Regions from separate parts of the Homo sapiens genome. Here region 1 is linked to region 2. A link is a loop called in an ENCODE intact Hi-C map of the cell type or tissue named here. Cell type or tissue: B cell. All regions are shown on one strand. Links, peaks and the distances in the headings refer to the core of each region. The heading gives the core; the rest is flanking DNA. Region 1 overlaps GRK5 (G protein-coupled receptor kinase 5). Region 2 overlaps GRK5 (G protein-coupled receptor kinase 5).

Region 1 (2,899 bases), core at 227-2,726, 88 kb before region 2:
AAAAAAGAACAATAACAGGTTTGCTCATGAGCTTCTTATAGTTACAGAACCTCACAGCCCCTGGAGGAAATCCCCTAGAGGCCACCTGACCAACCCCCTTCTCCTGCAGGTCAGGAAACCGGGGGGGAAGACCTGGCCACGGAGCCCCGATGTTTAGTCCAAACTACTTTGCCCTCTCTCACAGATGCTGGGTCTCAGGATGGCGGTGCTCCATGCAGACTGCACATCAGAATCAGCAGGGAGCCCTGAGCAAACACTGATGCTAGGCCCCACCCTAGACCCATGAAACCAGGCTTTCCAGTGGGCCATGAGGGCTGGCACCTGGGCAGCCGGGGTTGAAGACCACTGACTTAGATGAATCAAAGGAAACTACCAGAAAAATAACAGCCCACCAGACTGGAAGGCTGCCGAGAAGCTGCCTTAGGTCACTCAGACCTTGTAAGCTGTGTGATCGTAGACAATTTGCTTAACCCTTCTATAAAACGCAGATGGTACCAGCACCTAGGTATACACTGATTATACAGACGGAAGTGATCAAGCTCTTGGCCTGGGGCCTGGCCCATCATAAATAATAATAAACAGTTGCTATAGTTACCGCCATTGTGATTATTACACCTTGCAAGGATAAACAATAATGTGGATGCCTGGTCTTTTCCAGCTTTTCAGTTTACAAAGTGAACATACACAGGTTTTTTAAGATGTTCTTATCTGAACCTCGAAAGAGCCAGGGCAGTGACGCAGGAGAACAGGGGCTGCCATCCCAACCCCTCGTCTGTAGGTGGAGATCCCGAGGGCCGGCGGTGGGAAGGGACTTGCATAGGGTCATGCAGCGGGAGGTGGCAGGGCTGGGACTCGAACCTCCAAGCGCAGGGCTTCTCCTCAACCACACCACAGAATTTAGGACTCTGATAACTAGCCAAGCCAGGGGGCCCAAGCTCTAAAGATGGGAGGTCTCCAAAAAACAGACTTTTTAATTTCCCTGAATCCCAGAGGGGCTCCTTCGCTCACATCTGACGCACTCGCCACATGGATAAAGGGCCTCGAGTCAATAAAAAGCCTGAGTAAGCGGCCCTTTCTCATTTAGACAAAAGAGCTAATTGCAAATTGTTTATAACCATTTCAAAATCCACCACCCAAGGATTTGTCAGCCTCTGTCCAAAAGTACAGCTATTTCAAAAGAGGAAGGAAATGACACCAGCATAGACGGACCCGAACTCCTCCCCAGGCGTCCCACCATGCAGTCAGATGCCCAGCCGGCCCTCAGGGAAACTTCACACCTCAGTGTCTAGGGTCCGATTCCTCCCAGGCCAGCCAAAGGGAGCACGCAGGCGGCACTCGCAGTGACCACAGAGGCAGCCAGGCTCGTTTCCAACCACAGTGAGCGAGTGTCCTTGTCTTGCCCTCTCTCTTCTAATGGAGAGCCAAGATCCAATGATTTTCTCCCATGAAGAAACATGAACACTACAATCATTTAGATCACAGGGAGATAGGGCAGTGGTTCTGTAAGGAATCCCACCCCTCATTTTATAGGGCTGGACACAGAGGCTCAGAGAAGTCAGGGACTTGCCCAAGGTCCAAGGTCACAGCTGCTGGACTGGCGCGCTGGCCTCTGGATTCCCACTGCGCCGCGTGGGCAGAGCCTCTCCCCAGAGGTCAACTCCTCTTCCACATCAAGATGAGCCTTGAGGGACTGGGCACTTCTTGATGATTTGACTCGAGAGATGAATTCCTGAGATGCTTTAAGGTGGCTCTTTCTTCTTGACTTTTTCCTGTTATTTTCTTCCTCTGTGCCCCCTGTCGCTCTCCTAAACCTGAGTGCACATGTGTGCACACACACGTGCCCACAGACACAGATACACACACCCACACACACACCCACACACCCAAACATACACGTGCCCACACACACACAGATACACACCCACACACAGACACACACACACCCAAACATACACGTGCCCCCACACACACAGATACACACCCACACACACCCACACACACGTGCCCACAGACACAGATACACACACCCACACACACACCCACACACACACCCACACACCCAAACATACACGTGCCCACACACAGACACACACCCACACACAGACACACACACACCCAAACATACACGTGCCCCCACACACAGATACACACCCACACACACCCACACACACGTGCCCACAGACACGCAGATACACACACCCACACACATCCACACACGTGCCCACTAAGCAGATACACACACCCATACACGTACCCACACACCCCCACACACATGCCCACACACAGACACAGATACACACACCGACACCCACACACACCCACACACCCACATGCCCACACACAGACACACAGATACACACACCCACGTGCCCACACAGACACACAGATACACACCCACACACACGCCCACACACACACAGATACATCCACACACAGACACCCACACACCCACACCCACACGTACCCACACACAGATACACACCCCCATACACAGACACCCACACACACACTCAAACCCACACACAGACACACATACCCACAGATACCCACACACACACACACACCCCCCACACAGACGCAGACACACACAGATACCCACACACACCCACAGACACACACACACAACCACACACCCACAGATACCCATCCACACAAACACACCCGCACCCCCCCAGACCCAGACACACACACACATACCCACACACACCTACACACAGACACCCACACACAAACACCACACACCCACAGATACCCATCCACACAAACACACCCGCACCCCTACACACACACATACAGACACCCACACACAGACACACACCCCATATGGAGTGCTGATTCCAGGCTCACCCTACATGGCAGGGTATTATTATTATATCTACATGGTAGGTATTATTAGTCC
Region 2 (2,899 bases), core at 187-2,686:
TCAGTGATGGGGGCCTGACCCTGATCCAGATCTGAACAGGAGCTGCTGTGGGCACAGCTCTAGTGCCCAAAGATAAACCCGGGCACTTATGTTCCTGCAAGGACCTGGGGAGCAGCCTTAGACCCAGCTCTGACCCTGCAGGTTCGGCCTACAAAGGCGCACTGGGCATACAGTGCAGACCCGCCATGGGTGCCCACTCCCAGGGGACCAAGGACGATGCCTGGAGAGGTGGGTGCTCAGATGGAGCCTCATAGAGGCAGGGTATAGGCTGGGGCCCCAGGTTCCCCATGACCCTTTCCCTCTGTCCTCTCCCCACCTCATTCCTGTGACACAACAGAGCAAGCTGGGGCAAGGCAGTGGGGCTTTAAAAGGCTTCCTAGAAAATGCTTCTTGAATTGTGAAATGGCCAAGGAGGGCTCTGTTGGCAAGATGAGGTTGTTACCCCTCAGAATTCAAAATCCAGTGTGTATGCAGAAAGGAGGGCTCGCCACCAGGAGACCAGAGTAGAGCATGGCTGCATGAGTTTCCTCTTGCTTCAGTAACAAGTTATTAACGGCACAAATGGAGTGCTATAGACACAAATGTATTATCCTACAGTTCTAGAAGTCAGAAGTCTGGAATCAGATTCACCGGGCTAAATCCAGGTGTCGGCAGGGCAGTGTGCCTTCTGGAGACTCCAGGGGAGAATCTACAGGCCACCTCTATTCCTTGGCTCAATTCATGGCCCTTCCTCCACCTTCAAAACCAGCAGTCGCTGGTCAGGTCTTTCTCAAGCTGCATCACTCTGAACTCCTTTTCACAGGCACAGTCCACTCTCCCTCTAATCAGGCCCACCTGATATCCCTGGATAACCTCTCCATCTCAACAGCCTTAACTTAATCACATCTGAAAAGGCCCTTTTATCAGGTAGGTAACATATTCACAAGTTGCAGGGATTCGGATACGACATCTTTAGGGGACCATGATTCAGCCTTAATCATGCAGTGATTAAGACTGCATGCTCCAGGGCCAGACTGCCTGGGTTTAAACCCAGGTATGTAATTTACTAGCTGTGTGACTCCAGGAAATTTACTCAACCTCTCTGTGCTTCAACTGGCTCCTCTGTAACCACATAGATATAGGCATCAATGAGCTGATGCACGTAAAGCATTTAGCATAGTTAAGAAAGTTCAGTGAATAAGGGCTGCAATTATCCCCTACTCTCCACCTAACTCAGAATGAATGACATCAGAGCTGAGAGGAACCTTGCTGATCACCCACGCCTGCTCCTCACTGACGGCTGGAGACACAGAGGCCCAGGGAGAAAAAGTGAGCCATCAAGGTCACACAGCATTTTTTTAGGCAACCCCCAGTACCCTATAACCATACCTAGTACAGACGAGCCCAAAGAAGCATCCCCCATGTCTCCCCAGTGCCCTGCACCCAGTAGACGCTAGAGGACACTGCACCCAGTGAGTCACCTGGAGGGAGAAGAGGGGAAGTGCTCCCCAGCAGAATGTCTGCAGGAAACACCTGCAGGTGCAGCGGCCCCGGCCAGATCCTCACACCCCACCCACCAGGCTCAGGGGCTCAGGCAGACGTGACACCTCTTTCCCCAGGAGAAGTCAGCAGAACAAATCTTGACTAGGGACACCAAAATCCATATTCGGGGCCAAGAGAAGGTGCTCTGCCCCGCAAGTGTCAGCCAGGACCCCGGCTTCCTTCCCTCGCTGTGTGATCTCAGTGTGGGTTTGGACACATCCCCACTCTGGGCTTCCATTTCACATCAGAAAACAGGACCTGGAATGGCTCAGTGGCTCTCAATCTGCAATCATGATCCAGGAGCCCCTGACCAAGTTTCAGAAAATCCTAGAAGAAGCGCACATGCGCCCCAAGCTGAAGCACACAGGAAGCTTGCTCATCCAGGCACTGAAGTTTATCGGTGTGTGCAGTTCAGGCTGAACAGACTCACACAGAGGTGTCTGCAATCAACAAAACGGGGGAAACAGTGACTCACCTCACACAGATGGCCTGTTAGCGGGCAAATTTCTCCACAAAAGGCGACAAGAATCACCACGGGTCCTTGGCAGAGCCTCAACTAGACTCTGCTGTTTCCAACCAGAGAGGACTGACTCATCCAAAAGGCTCCCCCCTCCCCCAAATCCAGCCCAGGCGGGCACTGCCCCAGTGGTTCAACTCCCTCACCATCACACAGTCCTCCAGCTGACACCCAGGACTCCCAGGGAGGCCTTCCAAGGGCTCAACACGGAGCCTTTCCATGGTCTCAGGGGTGGCTGAGAGCAGAGATACCGGAAGTACAGTGGTCAGGCCGTCACCTGCTTCCTCACTGGGAGTTATTTTCTGCCTCAGGGCCTTTGCATATGTCATTTCCTCTGCTAGATACACATTTCCAGAATCACTTTTTTGCAATGAAACATTTCAAGCTTACAGAATGGGAACAAAATTTCTTTAAACCTGCATACCCACAGGTTTTGTCAAAATAATTCCTCCATCCACTCTCCTGTTGAGAGACACGTAGGTTAGGTCTTCCAGGTTTTTACCTCTCAAATGACGTTGCTCTGGGCACTTACACGTGTCTCCCGGGGAGTGGCACTTTATTGCTGCCCCTACTTCACCCGGCCAAGTCCTCAGGTCTTAGGGTCTTGTCCTTCCCTGATCATCCCCAATCAATCAATCCAAGTCATACCCACACAGCTCTCTCCCACCACTCCTCAGTCAGTGTCTGGCTTTGAAAAAGCAGCTATCAAAATTTGTCAGCAAATTTTCACTTATGCCTTTATGGGGCTTCCACCCAAGAGGACAGAGACCACGTCCATTTTGCTCATCAGTGCCTAGGACATGTGCCTGGCACACAGCAGACCTCTGACATGTCTGTGAACGAGTGAATGCTTGAATAAGT

The links. Peaks named below come from ENCODE experiments on the same cell type or tissue, not always from the same donor. Only the 100,000 strongest peaks of a DNase experiment are listed, where the experiment ranks them.
Region 1: it touches region 2 in a loop (8-fold over the local background); 6 of 110 quality-filtered maps call a loop at or near these places.

Annotation. Positions count from the first base shown.
Region 1 is chr10:119,393,781-119,396,679 of GRCh38, reverse strand. The region is part of intron 3 of GRK5 (G protein-coupled receptor kinase 5); the gene reads right to left. Among named protein-coding and RNA genes, the nearest start is that of MIR4681, 17 kb to the right of the region's middle. In B cell, for the core only: no CTCF peak of the experiment used is centred there; a DNase peak (open chromatin) is centred at 1,269; H3K4me3 peaks cover 212 bases; H3K27ac peaks cover 2,500 bases.
Region 2 is chr10:119,305,361-119,308,259 of GRCh38, reverse strand. The region is part of intron 1 of GRK5 (G protein-coupled receptor kinase 5); the gene reads right to left. Among named protein-coding and RNA genes, the nearest start is that of GRK5-AS1, 33 kb to the left of the region's middle. RefSeq lists enhancers at 1,604-1,703, 2,114-2,193. In B cell, for the core only: a CTCF peak has its summit at 1,425; DNase peaks (open chromatin) are centred at 1,509 and 1,849; H3K4me3 peaks cover 1,784 bases; H3K27ac peaks cover 2,402 bases.